3 separate regions of the Mus musculus genome follow, and regions 2 and 3 are each linked to region 1. Evidence: chromatin loops called from intact Hi-C (ENCODE). Cell type or tissue: heart. All regions are shown on one strand. Links, peaks and the distances in the headings refer to the core of each region. The heading gives the core; the rest is flanking DNA. Region 1 holds the start of Gm13530 (a long non-coding RNA gene). Region 2 holds the start of Gm33642 (a long non-coding RNA gene). Region 3 holds the start of Gm52507 (a long non-coding RNA gene).

Region 1 (10,271 bases), core at 3,519-8,518:
ACAGTGGCTCAAAGCTATCTGTATCTCCAGTTACAAAGGATCTGACGCTCTTTTCTGTCCTTCATGAGCACTACATGCATATAATGTACAGATATACAGCAGGCAGAACACCCATACTCATACAATGAGAATAAATCAAGCCAGGTGGTGATGGCAGCACATGCGTTTAATCCCAGCATTTGAGAGGCAGAGGCAGGCAGATCTCCAAGTGCAAGGTCAGTCTGGACTACATAGTGAGTTCCGAGACAGCCAGGGCTACACAGAGAAACCCTGTCTTGAAAGAATACATATTTTAAAAAAATTGATTAATTTATTTAAAATTTTTCGTGTGGTGGTTTAAATAAGAATGGCTCACAGGCTAACATGTTTAAATGCTTGGTCCTCTGTAGTGGAACTGTTTGGGGAGGATTAGCAGGTGTGGCCTTGTTGAAGGAGATGTTTCACTGGGAAGGTGAGACTTGAGGTTTCAAAAGCCTATGCCAGGGCTGGTCTCTCTCTCTGCCTGTTGCTCATGGATCAAGATGTAAGCTCTCAGCTACTGCTTTAGCATGTCTGCCTGCCACCATGCTCCCTGCCATGACACTAACCCTCTGAAACTGGAAGCAAACCCCCAATTAAATACTTTATTTTGTAAGTTGCCTTGGCCATGGTGTCTACCCTGATAGCAGAACAGTGACTAAGATACAGGGGGACACCATAAAGGCTAGGAAGCCCTGATGGCAGGAAGCCTAGTCTGGGCACTGGGAGAGATCCACTCTTCAACAGAAGAGAGAGGGAACCAGAACTGGGATCAGGCTATGGAATCCCAGAGCCCTGCCCCAGTGTGTGCTTCCTCAGGCAAGGCCACTCCTCCCCATAACCTCTCCTCATAGTGCCACCCATTAGGGACTAAGGGTCCGATTATGTGAGCCCATGAAGGACATTTTTAATATGAGCCACCTCCCAGGACTTGGTTAGGACGTTGCTCAGCCCACACAAGCATTAAAAAATGTGTTTTAAGCCGGGCAGTGGTGGCGCACGCCTTTAATTCCAGCACTTGGGAGGCTGAGGAAGGCAGATTTCTGAGTTCGAGGCCAGTTTGGTCTACAAAGTGAGTTCCAGGACAGCCAGGGCTATACAGAGAAACCCTGTCTCGAAAAACCAAAAACCAAAACCAAAACAAAACAAAAAATGTGTTTCAAACACTATATTAATTTAAATATTTATGTCAAATCTCTTATCCTAGTCTTCTTCCATGGCTTATAAAAAGGGGCCAAAGTCTGCAATCCAGGTAGAAAGGACTAGAACGGGGCTCAGGAGCTGTGGTGGCCCAGGCTGGGCTTTACCTCTTTGCTCAGGTCTTTTCTCACCTAACTCCCATAATTTTATTGTCCTTTTAAAAATTACTTGTTTTCTGTGTGTATGTGTGTGTGTATGAGTGTGTGTGAGAGTGTGTGTGTTTGTGAGTCTCTGTGTGTATAAGTATGTGTGTGTGTGTGCATGCTCACATGTACACATGCCACAGCGTGTGTGGAGGTCAGAGGTCAGCTGGTGGGAGTTGCTTGCTCTTGGCCATCTTATCCATCCCTCCTCTTACATAGACCCTAAGAGCTCCTCTGCTCAATTACCCAGCATGCCCTCAGAAAAGGGGCAGGCAGAAGCATGAGGAGGGATGGCAGCCACTCATGCTCTAATTCTTTCCGTCATTGTCCATTGTGAAGAATAAATCCAATTGGTCGTTGCAGGCTGGGTTTTCAACCCCCACCTCCCGACCCCCAGCATCTGGTTGTCTCTGCATTGTGCCTCTTGCTCTTTCCCACCAATGGCTTCCCCATCGCTCCCTCAACCCGTGAGGTGTGGGGGAGGAGCTCCCGTTCTTCCCCTCACTCTTCCACTCTGCCACAAAGTCTGATGTTCCCAGGCGGATGACAGACAGGATAAAACATCTGCTGTGCTCATTCCTTGGATGTTAGGGGTGTTTGTCAAGGAGCAAACAGATACAGGATTCAATGGAAAAATCTGTGATGGGTGCGGGGAGATGTCACCATGGGGCCTGCTGGCTCAATTTGTATCGTAGGATGTGCATGCTGAGTGGCTGTGAGACTCATGGGCCACAAGTGGATTCAATGCTCAGGGCTCGGTGGTGCCTCAATCCCCAAACAGCCATTCTCACAAAATTGTTTTCTTCCACCAGCAGTCAGACCGACAAATTGCACTGTGATCGCAGGTGGGTGGGGCCATATAAACAGCATCAATTCAATTACAAAACAAGGTCGTAGTCATGGAAAAAGATGCAATGTGGTGACAGATAATGATGGCTGTATGATTGGGATGCCGAGCCAGCTAAGTAGTGCTAGGTCCTGGGCCTGACATCACAGCTGCCTTTGGGTGCCCACTGGCTGCTCCAGTTCAGAGTTGTCCAAAGGCACTGCATACAATGGCTGTTTTCTCCCTCCCTCCCTCCCTCCCTCCCTCCCTCCCTCCCTCCCTCCCTCCCTCCCTCCCCTCCTCTCTTTCTTTCTTTTGTTTCTCTCTCTCCTCTCTCTGCTGTCTCTTTACTTCTTTTCATTTCTTTCTGGGATAAAGTCTCACACCATACACTGGTAGTCTTAAACTCCCTATATAGCCAAAGTCAATCTAGAGTTTCTAATTCTACTGCGTCTACCCCATGTGCTTGAGTTACAGATATGTGTTACCACATGTGGTAGAGAGAAGAAGGAGTCTAACAGCCATGCCATGCTGGGAAAGCAAAAGATCAGGCCTGAGAAGTGCAGGACAGACAGACAGCCAACATGTAAGAGTCAGGGACGGTGGCCCAGGAGGGCAGCTGGTCTGAGTCTGGGGCTGCCAGGATAGAATATAGGTTTTACTAAGTAATAATTCAGGAGTATCAGAGGGGTGTGTGTGTTAGCAACATGGAAATTTGGGAGTGGCCCAGCCATTGAGCTGTTTAAGATATATTAAAGTAGAGGGCTGTGTGTGTGTGTGTGTGTGTGTGTGTGTGTGTGTGTGTGTGTTTCATTCAGGAAATCAGAACATTGGGTGGGTATCAAGGAATCCATATCGCTGCTTAGAGCAGATTAATTGGCTAATACAACAGATGGAAACTAGGGCTTTGTTGTGCAAGGAGACATGAGGAGATGTGTGCGGGACATAAACGAAAGACTACTTTTTATTTGAGGGGCTTCCCTCTATCATGTAGTCTGGTGTGCTAATTTTATTTCTGTTTCTGTGAAAAATATCCTGGCAAAAAGAATCTTAGGGGAAAGGGATTTATTCAACTTACAATTCCAGGTCACAATCTCTTATTCTGGAAAAGTCAAGGTAAGACCTTGAAGCAGCAAGTCCCATTGAGGAGAGAAAAAAGAAGCCGTGCATGCTTGTTAGTGCTCAGCTCACTCTCTATACTTACACAGTTCAAGGTTCCCTGTCTAGGGAATGGTGTCACCCATGGTGGGCTAGCTCTTCCTGTATCAGTTGAGAGAAAAAAGACAAACCCTTACGACCAGATCCAGACATTCCTCATGGAGACTCTTCCCAGGCAGTCCCAGGTTATGTTGAGTTAACAATTAAAACTAAGACATTGGATGTTCATAGCAGCCTTATTTACAATAAGCCAGAAGCTGGAAAAAAACCCAGATGTCCTTCAACAGAGGAATGGATACGGAAAATGTGGTATATTTACACAATGGAGTACTACTCAGCTATTAAAAATGATGAATTCATGATATTCTTAGGCAAATGGATGGGAATAGAAAATATCATCCTGAGTGAGGTAACACAGTCACAAAATAACACACATGGTATGCACTCACCGATAAGTGGATATTAGCCCAAAAGCTCCAAATACCCAAGTTACAGTTCACGGACCACATGAAGCTCAGGAAGAAAGAAGACCAAAGTGTGGGTCCTTCGATCCTTCTTAGAAGGGCAACAAAATACTCACAGGAGCAAATATGGAGATAAAGTGTAGAGCAGAGACCGAAGGAAAGGCCATCCAGAGACTGTCCCACCTGGGGATCCATCCCATATACAGTCACCAAAACCAGACACTATTGTGGATGCCAAGAAGTATATCCTGAAAGAAGCCTAATATGGCTGTCTTCTGAGAGGTCCTGCCAGAGCCTTACAAATACAGAGGCGGATGCTTGCAGCCAACCATTGAATTGAGCACAGGGTCCCAATAAAGGAGTTAGAGAAAGGACTGAAGGAGATGAAGGGGTTTGCAACCCCATAGGAAGAACAACAATATCAACCAACCAGACTCTCCAGAGTTCCCATGGACTAAGCTATCAACCAAGGAGTATGCATGGCTCCAGCTGCATATGTAGCAGAGGACAGCCTTGTTATGCATCAATGGGAGGAAAGGTCCTTGGTCGATAGGAAGGCTCAATAGATGCCCCAGTGTAGGGGAATCGAGGGCGGGGAGGCAGGAGTGGATGGGTGGGTGGAGGAACACTGACATAGAAGCAGGGGAAATAAGGATGGAATGGGGGTTTCTGGGAGGGGGGAACCGGGAAAGGGGATAGCATTTGAAATATAAGTAAAGAAAATATTCAATTAAAAAATTAACCACTGGAGCTGTTAGGTAAAGTTGTGAAGTTCTGAGATGTTGAAGTCATTTTGTTGCTTTGTAGAGAGGAGGCTACTAACATGATGGAAGGCGGAGCCAACAGGAGAACATGGGTTCCCTATTTGCGGTGAGTAGACATGTGCATTGTCTCTCACACAAGACATCATGGTGACAGGAACTTGAGGTGGCTGGTCACATTGCAGCTGCAGTCAGGAAGCAGAGGGGTATGTGGGTGGGATGGGGGAGGAACGCTGGGGCCCATTCTCCTTTTCATTCACAATGGGACCCCAGCCCATTGCTGGTGCCACTAATATTCAAAGTGGGTCTTCTCACCTCTATTAGCCAACCTAAAGAAGCTCTCCCAAAAAGACCAGAGCTTTGTGTCCTAAGTGATTTTAAATCCTACCAAATTGACATCAGTATCAACCACCACAGGGAGAATTCTAGATTCTGAGGCAAATGGTCCAAGTGGGACCAGCCCAGGACCTCCTGCCAAGGTGGGCCCTTCCTCCTTCTCATGCTTGAATGCCAAGCCAGCTCTTTCTATTTTTGGTTTCTGGAAGTTGCCTTCTTCATAGGACCCTTTCACCTGTGACCTCTGCTTAGGGTGACCTTCTGTCTTCACCTGAGCTGCTCCTGGTCGTTCTGGGGGACCCCGTGGGGATATTTCTTCTTCTGGGAAATTTCTTTGGCCTCTCCTTGATTACTAGGGCTGTCCCAGAGCCCTTCCATACATTCTAAGACAGCGATGGGCCTCCTGTGCACTAGGCCTATACACTGGTGAGTGAGTGGGCATGCTCTTTGCCTTCTACTAAGTTCCATCTTAGCTAGTGAGGTGATGAATACAAATCTTGAGAAACTGAAAGCAGTCGTTGCAACTGGCTATAATAAATTCATCAGGGAAACAAAACAAGGGCACACATGGAGCCTCACAGAGTGGGTGGGTGGATTTTAGATCTGGTGACCACAACCAAAAGGAGCACACTCTAGGCGGAGGGAACAGCCCCTGGAAAGAACCGAAGTTCAGAAAGAGCTTGGTGTATCTGAGGAACAGGGAGGCCCCTGTAGGATAGAGCATGGAGAGATGAAGAGGAAGGGATGCCAAGTGAGTCTGTTAAGACTCTTGCTTTGGGGCTGGAGAGATGGCTCAGCAGTTAAGAGCACTGACTGCTCTTCCGAAGGTCCTGAGTTCAAATCCCAGCAACCACATGGTGACTCAAAACCATCCATAGTAAGATCTCTGGAGTGTTGGAAGACAGCTTCAGTGTAATTACATATAATAATATAAAAAAGACTCCTGATTCATCTAGACGGGGTTTTCTCTCATTTGTACAACCTCAGTGAGGTCAATGGATGTACATCATCATGTAAGCCAAGGCTCCTCACAGTGAACTGAAGGATAGATGCCATGATGGATAGCCGCCATGGTTATTGCTTTGTGTTGGGTCCTTCAGAGTCCAGCGTGCTATTTCTCTCTCGATGCTGGGGAATGACCAAGTGTGCAATTGAGCACTCAGCATCAGGCCGGGTTTTCCTTGCTTTCCCTCTTTTAACCCTTTGCTTAGAACTCAAGAGTTAGTTACTAGCCGGCCTCTGGCAGAGCTGCAGTTTAGAATACAGCCAGCAGATGGCACTGGAGGCTAAGGGAAGCCGCCCCTCCCTCCGGCCTGTCTGTCTGATCTTGGCTCTCTTTCCCTCTTTGGCTTGAAGAGATCTTAGCTCCTTGATTGCCATTGCTACGGGGACCTGCAATCCAGCCCTAGGAAGCCTCTTGGAGACGCAAACCCTTCAGAGAGAAATAGACAAAGACCCCAAGAGCCTGCTGCGGTTCCTGAATGCCACTCAAACCATTTGACCTCTATTCTGTGTCCTCCCTTCCAGGAAATGACCAAGTAGAGTGAGAGGGTCTCAGGCAAGAGGGAGATTCTCCTAGGAAGAGCCACTCCATCTGTTAGGGAGCAACTATGAAACCTCTTACAGCAGGCTGCGACCTCCCTGTCCATCCTGTGTAAAATATGAAATAAGAGTTTTAATTACCGAGCTTGGAAGGCAGCCGACATGTTTAATATTTAATGTCTCCAATGCCTGTGCCCCAGGCGTGCCGGCACTGACACAATCGGGGTTTCCCTTGGGTTGGTTCTGAATGTACTTGGAGAACAGCCAGGCAGCCGCCTTCCCCAACACCTGGGAACCTCCTGTAGCCCAGCCTGGGCCCAGGCCTGCCCTGAGCCTCCCACCCCCTGAGGGATTCCTGACAGGAAGGCCCAGTGAGGCCTGTTTTTCCATCCCAGGGTGGACATCAGGCCCCGGAGCCCCTACAAACTACCCAGTTAGTACCGGACCTAGCCCAGGGTCCTGGCAGAAAAGTCAGAGTCAGAGGAAGATGGAACCACAGGAAGGGGCCTAGGCAGACGAGCCCGAGTTTAAGGTCTGCTTTTCTGCAAGACATTTAGCCTTTTCTCTGGGTGTCACTTTTATTATTCATAAACTGGAGAGTGTATTTCCTGCGTTCCGGGTTGTTAATGTGCCGCTATTTTTGAGGTTTAGCTTGTGTCAGAGCCCTGCTAAGCACTTCTCATGCACCATGTCTTCCTCAGTACAACAGCCCTTTGAAGTGGCTAAGCTGGAACTTGGGCACAAGGCCTCCCGATTCCAGAGCTTGTGTCTCCGAGGGCTTTGTGCAGAAGAGCTTTGCGGGTTTGGAGAAATGTGAGCTACCCAGTTCCAGACCCTGTGCAGTAGCACCCTTCTGTTTGCTAGGCAGTAGGAACTCAGGGGCAGCACCCCAAACTAAGTCACTCATACCGTGATCGTGTACCCCACGTCCCATTCCTACGCAGAGGCAGGAGGCACCCGAGCTGTATTTGATTAGTTGATTGGCATTGTCAAAATAGTTGAATTCCCCAGGCATGGTGGTGCATGCCTTTAATCTCAACACTTGAGAAGCAAAGGCAGATGGATTTCTAGTTCCAGGCCAGCCTGATCTACACAGTAAGGCCCTTTTGTTTTGTTTTGTTTAATGTTTTTAAATTTTTTTCTTTTTTGAGATAGGGTTTCTCCACGTAGCCCAGGGTGTCCTGGAACTAACTCTGTAGATCAGGATGACCTCAAACTCACAGAGATCCACCTTCCTTTGACTCCGGAATGCTGGGTCTAAAGGTGTGCACTACCACCAATTGGCTGGCCCTGTCTTTCTTCCTTTCTTTCTTCCTTCCTTCCTTTCTTTCTTTCTTTCTTTCTTTCTTTCTTTCTTTCTTTCTTTCTTTCTTTCTTTTAAAGAATTCTTGCCAGACGTGGTGGTGCACGCCTTTAATCCCAGCACTCGGGAGGCAGAGGCAGGCGGATTTCTGAGTTCGAGGCCAGCCTGGTCTACAAAGTGAGTTCCAGGACAGCCTGGGCTATACAGAGAAACCTTGTCTCGAAAAAAATAAAAAAGATTGGCTTTAGACACCGGTGTGTCATTTCTTGTCTTGTTAACTGTCACTGGCTAGTGTCTTGGGTTGCCCACATCCCTAACCAAGCATAGCACGCAGTTTGACAGCAAGGGCTGATGTGTGAGAGGCATGTCCGAGCCATTCATCAGAAAGATGCCATGACACACAGCCGCTTCATCAACTCTGCAGCATCCAAGAGGGACAGCTGGGAAAGAGCCTCATGTTCTAACTTCAAGATGGCCGGAGGACACAAGAAACGCAGCCACTGTTGAGAGTGGGATGCGCACCCAAGATCAGGTCTCGAGTAGATGTGTAAGAACATTTGTCCAATGATTTTCCTCAAAGCATTGCCCAGTGCTGAGGGGTGTGGAATTAACAAAGTTGCCATAGTGATTATTCAGGTTCCTCCTCGTATTACATGAACCATTTTCCTCTGAAGAATACCGCCGTGCAGGCGGGTGACGTCGCGCAGTCAGAAAAGGTGCGTGTGAAGCCTGGTGGTCTGAGTTAGAACCCTGAGCCCACGTGGTGGAAAGGAAGCCCCGCCTCCCTCAGTATGCTCTTTGGCCTTCATATGCACACTATGGCGTATAGGTGGACACATTCACACAAATATATGCATGCAACAAAAGTGTTACATTGGAAATTACGCAACGAAACCTCTAAAGGATGGATTAGCCATGTGTGGCATATACAACTGATGCGACATTACGTAGCTTAGGCTATGTGGCACGGCCCTGTTCCACAACAACAGAAAACAAGGAAAAACAAAACATGAGGGGAGGTTAGTTGCACAGCCTCACCACTTTGAAATTCTGTGGTCCAGACCTTCCCCTGCACCTTTCCTTCAAGTCCGAGTATGGAAAGTGCGTTTCTCCAGCGTGGTCTGGAGGTGGCGCTATTGCAGTTGGTCCATGACTGAGGCAATAGCCTGTGAGGTCAGGGTTGGAGGAGGACATTTTGAGGGTACTGGCAGGTCCTCTGTGGTCTGGGAAGGCCTGCTCACCAGCTCTTGGGACAGTGAAGAGCCCGGGAAGGAAGGCAACAGCTGTGTGTGGGGAGAATATCGCTAGAGGCTCATCGTGTATTTTCCATCTGTTCCCGTCTCCAGGACGCCAGCAGTCTGTCTCTGCATAGGTAATTCAGAGCTGGGATTCTAGGGTGGGGTAGATAAACACTTAGTCGACCCAGGAGAGGAAGTCCTGCCTCGATCCTCGCTTTCTGTCTACTTTCTTTCTTTTATTATTATTTGTGCATGCATGTGGGTGTGTGTACACGCAGAGTTCAGAGGACAGCCTTGGGTGTCATCTTCAGGAATGTCACCCACTGCCTCTGAGAAAGACAGTGTACCAAGCTGGTCAGGAGCTCACCAACGGGCTGGCCTGGCTGGCCAGTGAGCTGCAGAGGTCCTTCCATCTATGTTCTCAGTGCTGGGCTGGCAAGCCCGGGCCACCACACACAGCATTTTTGTATGGGTCCTGGGTGTTCAGCTTCACTCTTGCAAAGCAAACTCCTTACTGACTGCGCCATTTCCCCCCACCCCTTCCGGGCTCCTTTTCTCTGGTGAGCTTTGGGGACCAAGGCTTGATGCACCCTGCTCACAAGAGTTTCAGGGGGTGTGGCCTTGGCCTATGGAGTGAAGGCATTTCAGGTAAGACCATCTTCAGGATTGGAGATATGGAGCAAGCAATCTACTGCCCACTGATCCTCTGCTGCTTTCTGATCACCCCATAATACCTAGGTCTTCAGCAATCCATGGTAGTGTCCTTGAGATGAGATAAGAGAAAAGAGGCACGGACTTAAGGGCTACATGTAAGTTTCACCCCCTCCCGCTTTGTCATAGGGTGAGAAGCACAGCACAGCTTCCCTAGCCTCCCTAGGCCCAGCCTGAGTCGAGGGTTTGGGTACAGAGTGTGGGTCTGGGCTATGGTTCCAGGAAGCACAATAGGGGTTGGGGTAAAGGAAGAAGAGTCAGTAAAAGATTCCTGGTGGCAGCTCCAGCTATCTGCCCCTCTGAAGGCACAGGATCCCTCTTCTCAACAGAAACACCTTCCTCCCATGGGGAGGAGCACGGGGCCCATCAGCTCCTACATCCATTGGGTAAAGGACATCTCTGGGTTGGTGGATCAGCCGTGGGTACATTTCTGTGTGATGTTGGAGAAGGGAAGAGACCAGTGGAAGAAAATTGAAGGAGATGCCTCCATTGTGAATGGATTCGGTTCTTGCCCATCACAGCTGGGGCTGAAAGTGGAGGTCAGGGATACATGAACTCAGGAGTCTGCGGT
Region 2 (10,271 bases), core at 2,970-7,969, 56 kb after region 1:
GCAGAGAGGCTGCTGAGGAGCTGAGGGGCACAGATGGGAGCAGAGAAGGTGAAAACTCAAATAAAGCTTGCTGTTCTTACCAAGAACTGGCTATTGCAACTCTTTCCCTTCTTAAACAAACATACCGCAGATTGCTACAATCCTTTGGTTAATTTCCAGACATCTGAAAAGGTTGTTTTTTTTGTTTTTTTTTCCTGACCTTCCCTCCTCCTACCAACCCAATGCTTTTCATTGCTTTTATGGAAGAAGGAATTTTCTCTGCCATTTTTGGTGATATAATCTCTTTTTTCTTAGGGGTACATAAAATAATAGGTTTGTTTGTGTAAATGTTGATGACATCTTAGACTAGATGAAATATGGTAAACTTCATTTGTATATATAGCTAACAGGAAAGTCAACAATAAGATATGCAAAATGGTAAAAGAGGACAATATAAATTAATATTTCCACCTTTGTGTTTATTATAGGAAAACGTTAGAGGTATTGATTAGCTCTTGACTTTGCTGTGCCAATCATTTATGTCAAAATTTATGGAGAGCTACTCAAAGCAATATCACCAGAATGTATAACTTTAAAAATAATTGTTGCCTGTGTGGGAGCACAGGTGCGTATGTGCAGGACACAGCATGAGAGCAGAAGTTAGGGGACAATTCCCAGAGTCAGTGCCCTCCCTCCACCATGGGATCTTGGGGTCAAACTCAGGTGCCCGTGTTCTCACAGATAACACTTTTACCTGGTGAGGCTCCTTTAGAATAGTGAAAGTAAAAATGAGCGATCGGCTCAGTAGAAAGCAGGGAAAATGTCAGGGGTGTGGTGCATGCCTTTCATCCCAGAAGTTGGGAAAGGACAGTAAGAAGTCCTGCCTTGGCTATGTAGCAAGCTTGAGAGCCTAGCTAAAAAATCAAATAAAGCCTGGATGTCTGTAACACTTTCATAAGATACAGCCCAGCATGGTGCAACATCTTTAATCCCAGCACTCAGGAGGCTGAGGCAGGAGGACATCTGTGAGTTCAAGGCCAGTTTGATATAGTGAGGTCCAGGTGGGCCAGGGCTATATAGAGAGACTCTGTTTCCAAACAAACAAACAAACAAACAAACAAACAAACTTCGTAAGACTACACAAACTAATGCAAAATTCTGGTAGACAACGTAGGATACATGCTTTTCATATAATGTTAAAATGTAACATAAGTAGAGATTGGGGAAATGATAAGTTAATTGCATTAAAGAGGGCGCTGTGCATGAACCAGAGCTCCTACTTCAGACAACCAAGTTCTTCTGAGACACACCAGAGAGACTCCACCACCTCAGATATTAGAATGCAACAGACTTCAAATGCCATTTTTAGAATAACCAGAGTGACTGAAAATAATGAGACAGAGGGCAGAGAATGAGCCAGGAAACCAGGAAGGAGCTAAGTTACAAGTTACAAGTAAGTTACAAGTTAGTTCAGTTAAAATAGCCCCTTGCAGGGCTGTGATTTTTAACATTTTGAAAGGATACAAGTTCAAGTTCAGAGACAGTAGACATGAAAGGAGCTGGAGAGATCCTCTGAGAGAGTCTCTGAAGGTAGCTTATAAACTTGTATGGAATAGACACCTCCTTCAGAAATCTAAAAAGAATTATCTTTGGGAAGAAATCAAAAAGTCCATGCAAAACAAAAGTCACTGACGTATTTGACCCAGGTAAAGGTAGAAGGAGAGAACTGATTCCACAGTGGTGTCCTGTGACCTGCGTTGTGGTCTGTAACTCTGCAATGTATACCACACATATACATTAATAATAGGTGGGAGATTTAAGATTTCATTTACAGTGGAGATGAAACCAACTGAATGTTCACAGAAGATACACAAGACCTAGCTATAAAACAAATTCTTTTGTTGATTTAATGAGATCTAATAAAAATAATCTCTAATAAAATCTAATAATAGTGTCTAAATAAGTGGGACATGGATATGATTGGAGAGGCACATTATTGCAGACAGTGAGGCTGCAGATGTGAATAGTGAAGTCAGATGGAATTCCAACCAAAGACACAGCAACGGCTTTTGCAGGAATTCGGACTAGGATGACAATACCTGCAGGATAAAAACCAAGAGGCTAGGCAACGTCTCAGCGGGTGAAGTGATTGGCACATGGGTAAGGGCTGGACTTTGATCTCTAGCACCCACATGCTGGTGCATGCCTGTAATTCTAGTATTCAGAAGATGAAGATGGGCACATCCCTGGGGTTCTCTAGCTAGCTAGCAAAGCTAAATCAGCAAGCTCTAGGTACAGTGAGAAACATCATCTTAAAAGAAAACCAAAGAAGTGTGGGAGAGAGGGCTCAGTGGTTAAGAGTACTGGCTGCTCTTCCAGCGGTCCTGAGTTCAATTCTCAGAAACCACATGTGGGCTCACAACCATCTGTAATGGGAGCTGATGCCCTCCTCTGGTGTGTCTGAAGACAGTGACAGTGTACTCATATACATAAAATAAACAAATCTTTAAAAAACAAAACAAAGCAAAAGAAACCGTAAGATGAATGGTTGGCCTTTATCTGTCACACACACATGAGCACATATACACACCTACACCCTCCTGACACTTAAAAAGCAAGAAGAGTCATAACAATGCCATTTTCTTAAGGATTTTTGTGATGCTGGAAGTTGAACCCAGAGTCTGGCATTTGCTAGGCAAGTCTTTGCTCCTGACTAACAGCCATGACAGTCTCAAGGAGCATCGAGGAAGAAGGGAGCATCATGCTCACCATGCAAACCTCACGGCATTTAGGAGACAGTGCGATCCTAGGTCATTTCTGCCAGCCCACAACCAGAAAGAGAAGCCTCCGACCACTGGGTAGCTGTCCTTGCAGGAGTCAGTGGAAGCTCCCCGTGGAGCAGCTATTTGTAGACCTGGCTTGTTTGCAGTGAGGTGATGGAAGAAAGAAGAGGATGAAAGTTCAGGGCAGGCGGCTTTAGAATTGAGTGCTGATGGTCTCCATCTACTTTGCTGGTCACAACCCACTTCCATGGCTACACTTGCTTACAATGGAGACAGGGAGAAAGAGTCAAGCTGAGACCCAGAGATAAAAGTCCACAGGCGGGATGAAGAGCTCCTCATCTGCGGATGTGGAGATCTGTGGAATGTGCTCACACACTCTCTTCCTAGCCTCTCATCCCCCTCTCTCCCTCTCCCTCCCCCCTGCCTTCTCTCCCCTCCCCATGTGGGTTAGAGGACTTCTGATGCTCCCCCAGTTGTGGTATGCTTGGGTGGGACACTACATGACACTAAAGGCAGCTGAAATGTTACGTGTATGTTTATGTGCACGATCCTTCTCAGTCCGTTAGCACTGAGCAATCGTGAGATGGTTTGTCCACGTGGATGGGTGTAGCCCTGGTTCATTCATTTCATCTGGAGAACAGCAGCCCACGTTGGAAGCAACAAGCCCTCAGGCCACGCATGGACTCTGACTGATAGACACAGATTTCTGATTTGTGGGACCTGCAAATGATTCTGGTATGAACAACTATGTGCATAACAGCAGACTATCTCAGGTGTATCTACCAAGGAGGGAAATCACTGGGCCCTGAGTGTATAGGGTGCCATGTGGTCCTCTTTCCAAATCTCTGATTTACTCTCCTATCAGCAAGAATCCCCATTTCCCCCCATCCTCACTAACATTTGGTACCACTGGATGTCAGATGCCACATTTGTGGGATGTAAGAAGGGACATTTTTGCTTGTCTATTTTTTTTTCTTTCCCACTTATTAGTGAAGCTGAGCATGTTTTCATTTTCTTATGGGAAATTCTCATTTTCTCCTCTTCATATTAGCTGTTCATATCTTATGCTCACTTTTCTATTAGTTGTTTGCCTTTGATATTACTGTGCTGAATATCTTTATGTAATCTGAATATTAACCTGTTTTTATGCTCCAAAAATGCCTTCTGCCACTTTGACTTTTAAAATTGAAGTAATAATAGCTCAAAGTTTATTTTAAAGTATATGTTATGTGCTATGAACTTATAGGATACTATTTAGTGTTTTAATTAAATTAATTTATTTATTGTGTGAGTGTGTGTGTGAACACAGACATGCCTGTCATGATGAGAGTGTGAAGGTTAGAGGACAACAGGCAGAAGTTGGTTTTGAGGCAGGGTCTCTCTTTTTTCTGATGCTGTGCTGTGTACTGCTGCTAAAGCTTCTAGCAGACTCTCCTGTCTCATAGGGGTCTAGTCCACAGCTTAAACTGCTGGTCACAATCTGTTTTAGTTACCTTTTCTATTGTGATAAAGACAAAACAAAGAAACAAACCAAAGCCTGACAGGAGGGTGAAGAGATGGCTAGCTGGTTGTAAGTGTGTACTGTTCTTGCAGAGATCCCAGCTGACAACTGTCTGTAACTCTATTTCCAGATGACCTGGTGTGCCTTCTTCTTGTTCATGGGCACTTGCACATACAGTGCATACAAACTCTTGTAGGCAGGCATAAACACACACACACACACACACACACACACACACACACACACACACACACACAGGCAGGGCCAAAGAACAAATCTTTAACATTTCCTGAGAAGGCTCCCAGCTCAAGGTTACAGCCCAACATTTTGTGGAGGCCACAGGGAGCTGAGAAAGTTGGTAACACTGTATCGACAGCCAGGAGACAGAGCAAAGAACTTCAGCTCCGTTTGCTTTCTTGTTTGTATACAGCCCAGGATGCTAGCCCAGGGACTGGTGCTGCCCATACTGACTTAACCTAATCAAGACAATCATCTCCGCAAACCCAATCAAGGCAACCCTCCAGCAGCTTCTCTCTTAGCTAAGTCTAGACCTCAATAATTTGACAGTTGTGATTAACCACACACAACCCAAGTTGGAGTTCTTAACAATATGGTGTTCATGAAAGACTGGATAACAGTAAGGAGTTTCTGAACTTGCAATAACCAGAAATTCACACAGCATCGAATGTGGAACAGGGGCAATGACATCTGTGTGCATGCATCAGGAGATGTCACTGCAGCCTGCGTTCTGAGCACACAACCTGTAATTGGTAATGGGGTTATGGCACACAAAGCCAGCAGCCGCTGCCCAACCAGCTCCACTCAGACTTCAGAGCACTGCATGTTATAAACTGCAATGGATACTACTATATATTTAAATTTTTCTGCTCTCATAGAAACACCATGGCTTAATTGTAGAAAACAACAACAACAAAAACCTAATATTTTTCCACTGTCCCACCTCAGCTCGTACCAACTTGATGTGTTCTGTTGGAATATTTGATTTTAAAATGTGCTGTTCAACTTGCCGATGCGTTTTATAAAGGAATTGTTCGATGGGTATTGGCTGGGATTAGGAGAGCACTTCCAGCACTTTTTCAAGTGGCCCTAATGATACAACTGTCATTATTCAATTCATATTTATGTGAAGTGGTGGTCATTATTATAAAATCTAAATATCAATCAACTCTGAAAAACTTTGTTCTTCTATGCCCTGTGATATCAATATTCAGCCAAGATCGAATTCTTATGTAAAAATAATCAAACAAATCCAACTCATTAAGTATGCAAATCGGCTCATTTAAAATGTCATATGTAACTTTAGAAATGTTTTTAAATGAATTTCTTCATGACTTATTATGAGGAAATGTCTGATTTGTAGGTGTGTTTTATATACTGACATATCTGGGGTCATGAGAAAAGTTCCATTAGTGGGAACTTTTGAACAAACCTAATTCCTCCCTGGTGTTAAGTTACCAGGTGGGTTAGGGAGAGGAACGCGAGCGGCCTCTATAGGCCAAAACAGTTAATGCAGCTGACTCTTCAAGCTTCATTAATACTAGCAAGAAAAACCAGGGCTTCCAGAGGCTTCATAAAGGCAGACAATGTGCAGAAATGATACATCCAAAGTCCACAGGATCGGCAAATCCAGGACTGTCCACTCTCTGCTCTCAACCATATGCCAGGGGGAAATTTTGGGTCATTAGAAATCCTTCAAAGTGACTCAAACTGGACTTCTCTTTTTACTGCACCCTCCCCCCTCCCCCCACTACCCCACAAGTCCATGACACTCTGAGAAGTGTCCTTCCATCAAGCACACAAAGCTATGGTGACCAAGGGATGGCGCCAGGCCTTTCTGCTGCCTTCCCTGGTATTTTTCATGGTGTATCCTTTCTGTCAAAGCGTCCATGTTTTTAAGATTCAACAGTTTTTCAGGGCTCTGCAGCAGCCGTAGCGCTGTTGTTTGCTTGCCCGTCTCGAGGCTTCAGAGATGTGCTCATAGAGACGGGCCCTGACTTGACCAACTTGCTCTCCCCAGCTGGTGAATAAATTGAAGGGTGAACACATACAGGGAGTGAATGAATGAATGGTAATGGAGACAGAGATAGGAAAGCAGGCTATGAAGTCGGGTAGGATGCAGCGCCTGTAACCATAGCAACGGTGATGCTGCTGAGTGATAGAGCTAGGAAGATGGTAACCATGGTAACCCTGGTGTTGAGGTGTTGTTTAGACCGACAGGCCCTCAGCTGCCCTTGTCCACGCCAAATCTGACCTGTTTACTCTCCTGACAAGATAATGACCACAATTAGTAGCCACTGTTCCAACACACTGGGATTGTGTGGCCCATGAGACTCAGTAATTCCTGCAGCTGGGAGGGCACAGAACCTGCTTGGATGTGAGTGCGTGTGGTGGGAAGAGAAGCAGGGTGGAGAGCAAATGGGTATAGGGTGTGGCTTTCGCAAAGGTTGAAGATTGCAAGAGAGGGTGTGCAGTAGGTGCGTGGATACGTTACCCTCAGTGGAACAGTCCCATACGTGTGCAAACCTCACGGTCAGACATATAGGAAATAGGGTGTGTGTAATGCGGGGTGCGGCGGCTTGTGTGGTCGCAGTGCCGGCTCTCTCTCTCTCTCTCCTTCCCCCCCCCTGTGCGCGCTCGCTCCCACCCCCGGCTGTCGGTACAGGGGGCTTGGAGGGGGTGCTCCGTCCCATCCATCACCCGGAGCGCATAGAGCCGGGCGGATATGGCGGTGTCACGGGCGCCCCGGCTCGCAGATCTTATCCTGTTCATTTCCGCCCGAGCCGAGCCCGCCCGCGCCGGCTCCCTGAAGGCTCCATCCATCACTGGGGGAGGGGGTACGGGGGGGGGGCGCGGGGAGAGGGACGGCGGGATGCGGAGCCGTAGGGCGGACACCCGAGAAAGGCATGGGACGATAAGTCGGGCGCTGGGGACAGGGCTCTAGAGACGGGTGCGGAGCTCAGTGCCCGCAGCCGGACCCCGCGGGGTGACCTTGTCCGCTGCCCCGGAGGGAGGCCTTATTTCATTTCCCCGCGCTGCTGAGGTTTCTGCGAAGTGTCTCTCTCACCTCTTTAAATTTTATGGCGCTTGGCCCGTGGCCGCCGGGCTCCGCCCCGGGGAGGAAGCGGGTGCCTGGGTGGAGAGGCTCCGCAGGCCGAGGGGTGGCCCCACCAGGCAGGGCGTGGGTCAGGCGCGGGTCCCAGGGCCTCCCGGTTGTCTGGACCCTAAGGCCGGGCTTCCCTGAGCTCCTTGGCCAGGACACGCCCCTTTCTCTGGGCTTCTTCCCCACCGCACCCCTTCCTCCTGCTCCGGGAGTGTTGGGATGTGCGGTGGGACCCGGATCGTGGAAAAGGGAGCAGGTGGGGTCAAGGGGAAGCCAGTCTTAGAGTCCCAGGGGACACTAGCCTCCTGGAGGCTTCTGCTGGTAGCGTGGTGTCCCAAGGTCTGAATCACCGTCGGCACCGGGCCCGCCAGGCATCATAGAGAGGCTGTGGGTGTTCAGGGTGGTACCTGATTGGAAACCAGGAGACTCTAGAAAGAGTGAGTCTCTAGGTAGGCCTCAGCTATTCCCTGAAAAGTCTGTAGTGTCTGCTGCCCAAGATAGACAGGAGGCTGTATAGCCTTAGAGGGCCTCTGACGTCGGAGGTGGTGGTGGTGGTAATGGTGGTGGTGGTGGTGGTGAGCTAGAGAAAACAGAAGACATGTGTGAACAGCGGAGCGGTTTGAAGGGGGAAAGTGTGAACAGAAGACAGGGATTGACGGGAGGGGTGTAGAGTGCAGAGGGGACGGGGGTGGGGGGGGGAGAAAAGTGTGAATAGCGAGGGGACTTGAGGGGGAGGAGTGTAAAGAGTAGAGGGAGGATGGGGGAGGGGTATGAACGGAGGGGACTGAAGAGCAGAGGGGACAAGAGGGGCCAGAGTAGGAGGGAAAGAAAGGCCTGAGGGGAGGGGTGTAGAGTGGAGAGGGCCTGAAGATGAAGGGTGTGGGTAGTAAAGGGGGTTGGGGCACTGGTAAGTGAAGCAGAGAAGTGGGTGTATGAGGGTTCAGGGTGCCCTTAGCTGAGTGTCTACAGGGACTGGACTGTCACATTTGTTCACCCCGGGGGACCTGGGAAGTGCGGTCCCAGGATTGCCCGCCCCCATTCCAGGGGAGTTGGGACCAGCACACAGTTCTTTTTTTTTTTTTTTTTTTAATATATTATATTATTATTTATTATATGTACACTGTATTATAAGTACACTGTAGCTGTCTTCAGACACTCCAGAAGAGGGCGTCAGATCTTGTTACAGATGGCTGTGAGCCACCATGTGGTTGCTGGGATTTGAACTCTGGACCTTCGGAAGAACAGTCGGGTGCTCTTACCCACTGAGCCATCTCACCAGCCCCAGCACACAGTTCTTAGATCTGTGGCCACCGACTTGATCCCTCCACAGTTTGTACCAGCTCATCCGGAGCAGGCTCACACAGCTGAGCAGTCGCCTTCACAGTTTGTGACATGCATGGAACCAGAACCAGGAAACCAGACCCTCAGCCCAGGGGATGAGGGGATCAGGGTGGCTGAGATGTGTTCTGCAGAGGCTGTGAGACACGGGGTGTGGAGGTGTGGGGTGGGGGTGGTGTAGAGGCAGGCCACAGCTGGAAATGGCCACTTGGTTGGAGGTTGCTGGAAACCTCAAGGGTGGAATGAGGCTCTGGAACATTTCTCTCTCTCTCTCTCTCTCTCTCTCTCTCTCTCTCTCTCTCTCTCTCTCCAGGGAGCTCAAACATTGCCATATTGTTAGGAGCAGTTGGTCACATCCTTGTGACCCAGCAAGTGTCAGCCACTCTGGCACAGCCTCATGTTCCACTTCTCACCCTGGCTTTTGGAGTCCCGTCGGGCTGATGCCGCAGTCTTTATCACAAGAGACTATCTTTTGCCAAGTCCTATCTATCCACCCTTGTACACGTCCTTTGCATCTGTCACCTCCTCTTTTCTGTCCTCCTGGATCCTGTGGTCCTTCCTTTGTATTACTGCGTAGTACTCCCTCCTGGGGTCTCTAACTTCATGTTCTGATGACAATAGAGCCTGGCCAGCTCCCTAGAACATTTTAAATGTTGTCCACTGTGCCTAGGCTAAAGCTGAAACTCGCAGCTTATTCAAGGCTGTCTTCTGCTTGCCTGCCTTACTACAGAGAATAGGCCAGTTCATGCCTTCTGAGACTACCTCACTGTGGTTCCCTCTCCCTCAAGGGCTCTTCCTCCCTCTCTGACAGGCTAACTCCTCATTGCCCACCCTTCTCGGTCCTGCTCAAATGCCCCTGACTGCTGATGGCACCAGTTCTTCTGTGCTCTGTGGCCTCAGTGGCCCCTTATCTCTGCTAGGTTTTGTCTTGCGCTAGACAGCTTTTTTCCCAATGGCTGGAGACAGGGAAATGCCCCTAACAGGAACCTTAAGATGTGGATAGAGGGGTGAGAAGACTTACTGAATGAAAAGGGAATCTGGTGCCCAGCGGCCCAGCACCAGGGAGACTGCAGCCTGCTTCTGGCCTCTCCTGCGTCTGTGTCTCTAGATGAGTGGAAAGCGGCTAGTGATGGGTGTGGGGGCTGTGTTCTTCTGAGTGCCCTGATACTGGCTTCAAGGTCTGTGGGACAGCCACCTGGAAATGAGGACTCAAGATTCAGGAATGTTCCACTTACTGCTTGTGGCTTTTGCATCTCATCTCAGAGGAGGACTGGTTGTCATGGAAACCGGGGTGCAAGAAGTGCCAGCTGGCTTCTTCCCAGGGTGGGAGGCTCACGCTGAGCAGGCTGCACAGCAGACTGGCTGAGCCCGTGTGGAGGGCACCTGGTGCTCAATGACTTTTGGCTGAGCTGAGACTCCTCATTCCATCCCCACAGGAATGTGAGGGCCCATCTCTGACCAAGCTGCAGCCCCCCCCTCAGCCCCCACCTCCCTGCTCTGAACCTCTCAGACTCTGCAGCGCCTGGGCTCCAGTGCTCGCCAGGCTTCC
Region 3 (10,271 bases), core at 5,272-10,271, 250 kb after region 1:
CTACTGTTGGCGTCTGAGGAGCTCTAAAGACTCCCAGTGGCAGCTCAGATCGACTGTCTCATGCTCCCTCCCGTGGACAAGGGGAGTGGGAGATAGACATATCTTAGGCCATCTAAAGGGGTCAGTCAGGGGGTCGAGACCCTCTGAAACTTCTAGGTCTCTGCCTCAGCCCTGCCATTGCCAAGGGCTGTTGTCTGGTCTGGCCACAGCTCCCTAGTCTGGGGTGTGGGGGAGGGGAGATGGGAGCACAGGGTTCAGCAGCCGACATAAGTATGTTCCCACACCCTCTTAACCGTTTCCACCTAAGGCCAGGCAGGAAATAGCAGAACCAGGAAACAGAGTCCCAAGGCTTAGGTTAGATTAGGTTCTGTGGTTCCTTAGCCTTATATTGTCTTTCTCCCCAGAGCTGGTTGCCAGGGAGAGTATCTGAAGCCAAGGTCAGTTACCTGTTAGCAGCAGCAGCAGCAGCCGCAGCAGCAGCAGCAGCAGCAGCAGCCGCAGCAGCCGCCACACCACCACCACCACCACCACCACCACCACCACCACCACCACCACCACCACCACCACCACACCACTGAGGCCTGGCAAGCTTGGAGCCACGCCAGGGCCCAGGGCAGCAAACCTGTCAAGGCCTATGGTCTCTCTGGGACACATCAAGACTAGCACAGAGAGGCCACTGAGGGACCTTATGGCACTACTAGGGTCTATCCTCCCCTGACCTCTAACATCTGCTCACAGCTCCTGTCTGCCACGTCCATTCCCCGTGACATACACGAAGAACATTATGGATGCTACCACTTTTTGGACCCATGGCAGGGGAGAAAATAGACACAGAATCAGATCAGAGCACCCAGTGGCTGCAGTTCAGTGACATGTGGGTACTCATGGCAGGCTCTGGTGGCTCGAGGGGAGAGCCAACACCTTTGCTGCAGTGTGGTTCAAGGCAGGCCTTGAAGGGAGCTTACCAGGCAGAAGAGTAGGGTAATGCGTCCTTGGTAGAAGGAATGGCCGATGCGGAGACCAGGAGGCAACTTGGAGTCTAGGTGGGGAGTTACCTGAGATTTAGCAGGGCCATCAGAAGGAGTGAGTCAGATCTAGGAGGGGCACTAGGTCTCTGAAAGACCCAGGCTTCCTTCTTAGGGTGAGGGAAATTTAGGCAGTGAGAGTAGGGGTGCCCCTGGGAAGATAGATGAAAGGATCAGAGGCTGGGGAGGGTTCCTAAGGAATGTGGCAGCTCAGGGGACGGGTGTTGGGCCAGTCGGTGCTGGAGCCAGAAGAGCAAATGAGCTTTAGATTAAAGATTGCCCCGCAGCTGATCTTCCAGGCCCTGGGACTCTGGGTTTGGGATGAGAATGGGACTTCAGCTAATCCTGGACTGAGACGGTAATCCCAGAGGTCACGTTCGCCTTCACTTGCTATAACACACCCGCATGCAAAATGTGTTTACTCTCATAGGATTCAGATTATAGTAGTGTAGTCTTTCAGCTCTGTTGCTTTGGGCTGGGGTGACACAGATTATCAAGGCAGAGCGGGTGACTGAGGAGAGCCACTCAGGCCACAGTGGCCGGGAGGAAGGGGAAGGTAGAGACAGGATACAGTACCAAGGGCAGGTCCAAGGACAGAGTCCCTTCAAGTAGGCCCCATTTCTGTCGCCTCTCAACGGCTCATCAGATGACAAGCACATCAGTGGGTCAGGGCCTCGTGTGTGAGCCTCGCACTTCGGGAGAGGCTGTGAACTGACAACTAAGATGGTCACTTCACTTTTGAAGGACATTTGAAATCCAAATCATAGCCGTGCCCTCGTGCTTGTGGGTGTCACGGTCTCTGGTGTGGGGAGAGTGGGAGGCTGCCAGGTGCCTGAGTGGTGGCTGATGAGGGCTGGCAGCAGCATCTGCTTCGGTCCGTGAACCGGTTCCTGGCTTGGCCACCTCAGCATCGTTGGCCTAGGTTGGAGGGCATGGGACACATTTGGCCCAGGCATCAGGGCTCACTCTGTCTTTCCCCGGTGGCAATTAAGGCTCCAGCTTCCCATGACCTAGGTGTCACTTATATTTCCTTCCCAGTGTCCCAGATGCAGGACCAAGGAGGAGCTTTGCATTCTGCACAGGCCCCAGACATGTCACTTAGCCATGTGCATGGCATGCCTGCCCTCATACCATCTTCCTCCCAAGGGGGCTCCACAGGGAGAGAAACCTTCATTCTGTCAGGTGACATTGCTGAAGTGACTCACAGAGCCAGAACCAGAATCTAGCCCTGGCTCCCCTTGAAAATGTGGGGGAAAAAAGATTCACAGATGGAAGGCTGGGTTTGGAGACTGGAGCATATAGGTTTGAGGTGCCCCTACGTTTTGGAGAACCAAAGGTTACCATTCTAGCTCCTTCCCACTGAGACTGAGGTATGCCAAGCTGCAGGCAGCCAGTCCAGCTGTGAGACCAATCCAGAGATGCACAAGTCACAGCCAGGAGGTGAGGGGCGCCATGATGAGACTGCAGGCCTCTTCCAAGGGCCCTCCATGTGTGTGGGACCCACAGCCTTCTCTGCAGTTTTACAGAGGCATCGTGTGGCAGTTGGGCAGTCAGAACAGGCCCAAAGCAGGGTAGCTTTGTCCCAAGGCCCAGAGGCAGGACAGTAGCAGATGAAAGAGCCTCTGCCTTCTCTTCAGGCCCTGTTGTCCACTCGGGAGCTTCTGAGGGCCAGGGAGGTTAGCGGTTCTGACACCCTCAAGTCTCCTGCCAACTCCTTCTGAAAGGCTAGGGTAGTAGCTGTCTGGCCCCCAGGAGCTCTGGGAAGCAGGAGGGATAGTTTGCAGCTGGGCAGAGGGCCTCCTCTGAGGGACACTGACCTCTGGTGGCTTTAAAAATAACAGCAAACTGGGGAAACGAGGTTAAAACAAACATTTATTTAACAAATTATATTAAGATACAGTCACACATTGAGACCTCCCTTTGCCAAGCAGTCACCTTGAATAAATACACAGGAAGGCAGCTGTGCCTAAGGTCCTTGTCCCAGCGCCACACGGTGGCCCAGCAGTTCATAAGCTTTTGAAGGGGAACAAAGCCTTGTCTCCAGGTGCAGATGCTGCAATTGTTCAAGGGCTCATGCCCAGAGCAGGTGGAGAAGGCTGGGGCACCCGGGTCACCTGAGGGAGCTGGGAGCAGGAATGGGAGCCCAGCCTCGTCATCAGGCTCCAGGGCTTGGCTGGACACTAACCACTTCTGTGAGTTCAGCCCTTCATGGCTCAGCGCCACACCAAGGCCCTTTCTACCTCCTCCCTGGCCAGGAGGCCAGAAGTGGGGCAGAAGATGCTCTGAGGCTGGGGAGCCCTCAGTGTGGGCGGGCACACAGGACAGTCAGACAGACTCTCAGCCTGACCCATGCCAGGGACCACTACCACAGCGTGATGGCATCTCCACGGCAGAAGAAAGCCCACAGGGCAGACACAAAGGCTGGGTGGTTGGCCCAGGGTCTTTGTGGTCAGATTCTGTCTGTGCCACTGGCAAGCTTGTAGCCATGCCTCAGGCTCCTCATGTGAGAGGGCAAAAGCACCCACTGCTGGGCTTGTTTGGGGGATGACAGGAAATGTGCTTAAGATGGCCAAGCCCAGTGGAAGGGAGGGTGTGTGCGCTCAGGACCCCAGTCCCCTGCTGGACGTCCTTCTGACCGAGGGGCTTCAGCATGACCTTGGCCACAGGTGGCCATATGCTGCTGACCACCAGGAAGAAGAGTCATGGTTCTCTCTCATGTTTCCCCCGAGGAGAGCGGGGCTCTCCATGTGGCAGAGATAGGCTGACAGGAATTCTTAGATTTGGTCTTACGATAAATTTGCAAGTGAGCCTGGAACAACCCTCCCCCCACCCCCAACCCCCTCCCCACTTGTTACCCATGTGCCATTTCCAAGGCCCTCAGGAAGGAACCAAGTTTTCAGAGGGGACGGTGGGGATAGGGAACTGTGCTCTGGTTAGTCATTTCAAGAGAGATGTGTGTGCTTGCAGGGACAGTAGCAGTTTGGGACATGCTGGTAGGGGAGGGGGAGACCCATGGGAGAGGTTTGGCTCTTCACGTCTCCTTGTGCTCATCTGACAGTGTGCCTGCCACATGGTACCCAAAGGCCACTCAGTGCTGCTGTGAGCCACAGCTCTACCGTCAGGTCTGGGTCTACTGGGTCCACATAAGACGGGCATGGGTAAGCACACACGATCATTACCATCACCAGAAGACAAGAAACCAGGGGTTGGGTGCAACCTGGAACCTACCACAGACACCAAGTCGTCCTCAACGCCTCAAAAGCTAGAAGCTGTCAGTGCTACAACATTCTCAGTCAGGGTTCTTCTTCAGCTAAGTGTGCAGCAACCATCCGTCCGTCCGTCCATCCGGAGACTGCTCCAGCTCCGAGTGGGCGCTTTGCCCTCCCCCCAGGGGCTGAGTCCTGTGGGAGTGCACGCATGGGCTGCAAAGCACTAGATCTTTCTCCAGGAATCCCCTCACTTGGCCTCTGGATCACTAACAGGCCCACAGTCTTCGGTTTTGCACTTCCAGGCCAGGACCTTCGAGAGCTTCAGAGAAGCCACATTCTCCTCCAAGGAAGAGGAGGGCCACCTGGCTCCCTGTGGCAGAAGTGATTTCATAACCGAGGAACAGAAAGAGTGGCCAAAGTGTACAGACTTCAATGAAGAGGTTAGGAGAGTCCAGAACTTTGTGCCCAACCTTCCCGGTTAACTCAGACAACGGTGGTCAACCCCTCTCTTGGGCCTCAGGCCACACAAGCCACTTGATGTCACACCTGCAGCCGCAGACACAGATCCTTGGGACCCCAGCTGGTGGAGCAGTCTTAGGTCAGTTTATTAGCTCCTTTGAGCACCAGCGTGGCACTAGGTTTTGCTAGAGATGTCTATGTTGACTCTATGGACCTCTGCTACCCGGAGGATGTGGGGCCCAGAGGCAAGGGGTTGATGGGTACCCCATAGGGTGTGCTCACATCTGAGGGGAGGAAGCAAGGTGACCCTTCCTGACACATAGAAATGAAGTACCATCAAGCAGAAAGACTGGCTGACTGGGCCTGAGGGTCTGGGACGGAGGAGGGGCTGGTGTAGGCTGGTGAGGTATTTTTGGCCCTGCCCCAGCTCACGCCATCTTGTTGGCTTGTTCTTGCTCCTGATCCTTTTGCACCTTGGACACCCAGCTGTCTCTATAGAGCTGTGACTGGAGAGGTTTGTACCAGCTGGTGAAGTAGCTGCCCATGGCCTCTAACCACTGGGCAGATCTTCACATCCACAGATGCTCTGGAGACCAGTGTCATTCCAGCCCTAAAAGCCAATGGTGGCAAAGCAGCGCATGGTGGTGAGGCTGAGAGCTGGGACAGCAGTGACTACTGTTCTCATGGCGACACATGGAGGGTTCAACTTGGCACCTCAGGTTGACACCTGTGAAATGTCCTGGCCCAAATTCTGAGGCCTGGGACAGAAGGGCTTTTCAAAACAGCAGCTCCCTGGTGGAAGGTGCCTTCTAGATGGTGGGGTGGGTCTGGCTGTGACGAGTTGGTGCCTCTGTACTGTTCTTCTCAGAGCCAGCTGCCACCAGGTCAGGTCACCAGGCAGAGGCCTATGGAGCTGTCGTCTGTCGTCGGACACTCCACAGATGAGCCCTTTGTGGGAATTGGCACCTGTGACTGGGCATAGTACCCTAGCAGCCAAGTTTCCATCCAGGTAGGCACCCAGTCACCTCCATAGAAAGCGGGGTCCCATCTATGCTCTCTGGACGTCCAGTGTGTGGAAAGGGGGAAGAGTCCACAGTTGTCTCAAGTGCATCTTAGTCCTGCTGCTTAGTGCCGTCATGAAATGCATGTGTGGGCCACTGGAGCCTGCTGGCGAGTGGCGCTTGTTCCCAGGTAGCTGGGTCAGAGGCCATCAGTGGATCTTGCAGGGTCCTAAGTGAAGCAATCAACCCTGGAATGTCCCAGGAGGGAGCTAGTGGCTTTGTGGGATTTCTGTGGTAGGTGACGGTCAGTTGAGGGGAGCCAGTGGGTGTCACTGGGCGGCTGGAGTGTGTGCCTGGGCCCCTCATGGGTGAGTCCAGGTAAGGAAGGAGTTTTCTTTCTTGGCGGGGTAAGTGGTCATCACACAGGAGCCTCTGGTCACTAACAGCACATACATTAGTCACAATTATGAACAACGGTCCCAGGGAGGCAGGGAAGTCTCAGCGGGCGAGCTGATGACCACACATGACCAAGCAGCTGCCCAGAGTCTCGTGGCCAGTGAGCAGGGCAAGCAGAACGGGCAGGTGAGGGAGGGAGTGACTCTCACCCCAGCCACCCCATCAGTAGTCTGGGCACCGGGTAGGAGATGTCTTCTCCCCCAGGAGGCTGTGGGCTCCTCAGGATTGGGGGATCTGCTGGCACCGGGTAGGGCTGGGTGGGAGTCGAGCTGCTGCGCTCTGCTCGGTGCGGAAGCTGTACTCGTACTGCAAGAGAAGGAAAGAGGCAGAGTCAGACCACAGGATCCTGGAGAAGGCCCCGCTGAGCAGAGGGGAGGCTCCTGATGAGCCTTAGGCAGAGCGACTGCAGGTCAGGCATCCAGGCCTGGAACTAGAGCTGGGATAGTGTTTCATTCTGTATGAAAGTGTGTGTGTGTGTGTGTGTGTGTGTGTGTGTGTGTGTGTGTGTGTGAGAGAGAGAGAGAGAGAGAGAGAGAGAGAGAGAGAGAGAGAGAGAGAGAGAGAACGCAGTGTCCACTACTGGTGCCAATGGCAAGCTCACACGAGAATCTTGTGCCACGCTGAGAGGCTCCAGTTGTGTCTAAAGCTCTCGGAGACAGAGATAGACCGGAGAGTGAACTCCATGCCTGACCAGCCTCTCTCAACCCTCAGGTCCTGGGACCCCTTGCTGTGCAGCACCCATGACAGCCACCTCAGTGACCCGGGGGAGAGGCAAGGGAAGGAAGGGCTTCTGGGCTCTCACAATCCTGCACCCTCTGTAGCCGGATCTCACGGCACCCAGAGCCTTCCTGGTGGGGACCCTCACAGCTACAGGCAGACTAACAGCAACTGGTGATGTGGGAGCCTGCCTTCTGCTGGCCACCCTGCTAGCCTGAGCCAAGAGCCAGTCTATGGAGGACCACTAACCCTTACAGTGCGGATCCTAATTCTATAGAGTAAATTCTGGCAGCAAAAGGCTCCAAGCCCAGTGAAAACTCTGAGAAGACACAAGTGTCTGGGGTGGGAGGGGGCCCTGCCGTGGGGTGGGCTGCAGAACAGGATTTCTTATCCCGGCAGAGGTGAAGAGGGCTTGTGGGATAGCCTGGGGTGCCCTATTAGGCGAGAGGCATTTATGTTAGCGGTTTCCAACCACGTTCAGTAGATCAGAACTGGTGAGCAGTGGGGGCTCTGGAAATGTTTCCAACAGGGAGGAGGTTGATGAACTGCTGTCTTGAGCTCAGTCACTCTGTGTGGACGCCCACATGGTACTCAGCCTGTGGAGCAGAGTGTGGCCAAACTGTAGGAGGAGAAGCTGCAGACCCCAGTCAGGCTGTGTGGCCCAAACAGCCTCATCACACCCCCAAAGGGAGCTGCCCTGAGAAAGAGTAGCTGAGGTCATGACCAAGGAGCCACTCAAGATAGTGCCCATATGACCTGTGAGTCCTGTCTTCCCGTTCTGGATCTTGGTGGACTCACTTCTAAGGTGGGGTACAGCCAGCCAATTCCAAGGGTGGCATAGGCCCTTCCTTGGTGGCAAGCAGTTTCTATTAAACAGCTGGTGGCTACGAGGGGAGCCTATCAGAGCGCCCACAGCTCCCCCTGCCATTTTCCCACCTTCTAGTGACTCTTGAAGGCACAGGACACCATCCCATCAGGCTAACACCATTTTATCAGGCTATAGGCAGCTGTCTACCCAAGACGCTTCAGGCAATGGTCGGCACAACACTGCCACCTGGTGGCTGCTTCGGTGTATGCATGTCAGTGAACAGAAACACATTCCAGCCTCTGTTGGCTTTATCTTACTCTGTTGGGGCTAATGGAGTGGTGGGTGGGAGGAGGAATGTTTGGAGGATGGGGTCATGTTGGGAAGACTATAAAGGCATAAGTCCTGTGGAATCCTTGGTTCCCAGGGCTCATAGTGTGGTGGCAGAGGGGCCCAGGAACCTTCCATATAGTCGAGGACTAACCACCACCTCCTAGGGCAGTTGTACAAGGCATAGGCCCAAGCAAAGGAGCCTTTCCCAGGAAAGAGCGAAACCATGGAAGGGCAGAGATGCGGGGGCGGGGGCTTAATGGTAGAGACTTGAGGGTAGAGGGCCAGGGGCTGTTCCCAATAGAACAAAGGCCTGGGATGTCAGGACAGCAGTTCAGACAGAGAAGGCACAGGCTAGGGAGAGGACAGGGTGTAGTTTTACTGGTGGCTGGGAGAGTCCCCGGGAGGCTGTGTGTGTGTGTGTGTGTGTGTGTGTGTGTGTAGAGGTAGCTGGACCACAGGGACAACAGCCATCATGCAGTCAGAAGACAAAGAGGATAGGTCTATACCCTTGGGGTGGGGGTTGACAGTCCTGGGGGCTGCCTGAGAAGTGACACCTTGGGGTGAGATACAGTAGATCCTGACCTGGAACCTGCAAGGCCTAGGCTAGCTAGGATGAAATTTTGAGTGGTGGTCATAAGTCTGGGGTGGGTCTGAAATATTCATTTTCTAGTGGCTTCTAGGTGACTGGAGTTGGGGTCAGTTCTGAAAGCAAGCCTGACCAATCACATGACCAACATGACCACAGTGATGTAGGGAGGGTTGGAGTGGGAGGGCCAGAGGCTAGACTACGGTGGTCAGGTGGGTGATGGTGAACCACGAGGAGAACTAGGGACAGGCAGGGTAGGGTATCGCACTTTGAAAGCCAGCAGTGATTCTCAGATGAGGGAAGGAAAAGGCTCACATGGTACCAACGCGGTCAGGGCTGGAGATGCTGCCTGAGCTGTTCAGAAGTAGGCCGTGCTGTGCCCAGCTCCCAGGGCAGAAGGAAGCCTGTGGGGCAGTGGAACTTTCTTCATTTAATGCTGTCCGGTTGGCCCCGCCCCAGGATATCCTAGCCTGAGACTGGTGCTGGGCAGATGGGAACTGCAGCTTTCTGGGTAGTGGGTAGGGGAAGCATGGCTGACCAGGCAGTGGGGCCTCCATGTGTGGGGTCAGGGGTCCGTGCCTGTGGTGGCTGGGCATGGGAGCGGGTCTCTGGGAGGGGCAAGGACCTGCCTTCCAGTTCACTGTGAACGCTCCTTTCTTTGCACTCTGGCTTGTAGTGGAGAAGGAGCGGCAAGCACACACTTGCCTTTTCCTGTGCTGCAGCCCAAGCACACGGAGACCCTGGGGGCTGGCACCACGCATGGATCCCTCGGCCCCCGCCCTCTCCCTGGAGCTTTTTCCTTTTTAGGTTATCCTGGCTGGAAAAAGTCACCTCCCCCACTCTTGTTTTCCCTAATTCCCCAAATGAAATTTCAACATATGTCCCCCGACATAATCCCCCTTAGGCTGCGGATAACCTTCCCACAGACGAGGTCCTCCACCGGGGATTCTTCGTCCCCAAAATGTTTGCCCAAGAGACTAGGGCCGCTTCTGGAAGCCCTTTCACTCCCTTGGGCAAACAGAGAGTACCTTTGAAGGTGGATTTGAGCCCAGGCCTGTTTACTCAAGACATTAGTCTCCTGCATAAGGAAAACCTGCACTTGAGTACAAACAGCAAATCCTTTTTGAATTAAAAATATTTTCAATTAAAAAGCATTTGGTGTGCAGAGCCCAGTCCAGCTGAGCAGTGAAGGGCAGGGTGCCCTCTGGTGGACACAGCCTGTCATCGCAACTGTAGTGCTGGCTTGGCCTAGGAAAGAGATATCACTGTCAAAGGCTCTGTAGGGGACTTTCCCAGAGGCCCCAGGACCTTGTAATAGACAGCCTCAGGCCTCTCAGGCAGACAGGTCAGACAGTGGGTCACGGTCTCCACAAGCCCTTGCTCTCAGGAGACTAGCATTGTGTTAGGAGGAGGTGGCAGCATCATAGAGGCTAGGTCACTGCAGCCACCAGGGAAAGGGGTGACTAGCTTCTCCTGCCACTCACAGGGGAGCTGTGGGAGTCACTGGGGTGATCTGTGCCAACACACCCAGCAGTGCTTGTGCCCAAGAGGCCGATATGGGGAAAGCAGCAGCATTTATGAAAGGTCCTGGGTCCTTTTAATGATTGGTAAGGGGAGGCTTGCCTGACTCAGAAGTGCTTGCTGCCTACCAACGGGGCAGTAGTGGGGGTGGGGCTGGCA

What was found. A loop is a pair of places that touch in the nucleus more often than their neighbours do. Peaks named below come from ENCODE experiments on the same cell type or tissue, not always from the same donor. Only the 100,000 strongest peaks of a DNase experiment are listed, where the experiment ranks them.
Region 2: a loop joins it to region 1, with 7 times the contacts of the local background. A loop is called at or near these places in 33 of 42 quality-filtered maps.
Region 3: a loop joins it to region 1, with 6 times the contacts of the local background. A loop is called at or near these places in 18 of 42 quality-filtered maps.

The regions. Positions count from the first base shown.
Region 1 is chr2:33,480,863-33,491,133 of GRCm38, forward strand. Gm13530 (a long non-coding RNA gene) reads left to right here and starts at 8,895. Exons shown (of 3, transcript XR_374260.2): 1 at 8,895-9,123. In heart, for the core only: a CTCF peak has its summit at 6,168 (motif pointing right); a DNase peak (open chromatin) is centred at 6,209; H3K27me3 peaks cover 1,536 bases.
Region 2 is chr2:33,537,118-33,547,388 of GRCm38, forward strand. It overlaps Gm33642 (a long non-coding RNA gene), which reads right to left and starts at 7,880. Exons shown (of 3, transcript XR_374261.3): 1 at 7,349-7,880. In heart, for the core only: a CTCF peak has its summit at 5,771; no DNase peak of the experiment used is centred there; H3K4me3 peaks cover 1,406 bases; H3K27ac peaks cover 856 bases; H3K27me3 peaks cover 4,085 bases.
Region 3 is chr2:33,727,076-33,737,346 of GRCm38, forward strand. It overlaps Mvb12b (multivesicular body subunit 12B), which reads right to left. Exons shown (of 10, transcript NM_175184.4): 10 at 2,881-6,456. The coding sequence ends at 6,370. Gm52507 (a long non-coding RNA gene) reads left to right here and starts at 6,407. Exons shown (of 4, transcript XR_003953788.1): 1 at 6,407-10,271. In heart, for the core only: CTCF peaks have their summits at 7,928 (motif pointing left) and 9,797 (motif pointing left); no DNase peak of the experiment used is centred there; H3K27me3 peaks cover 913 bases.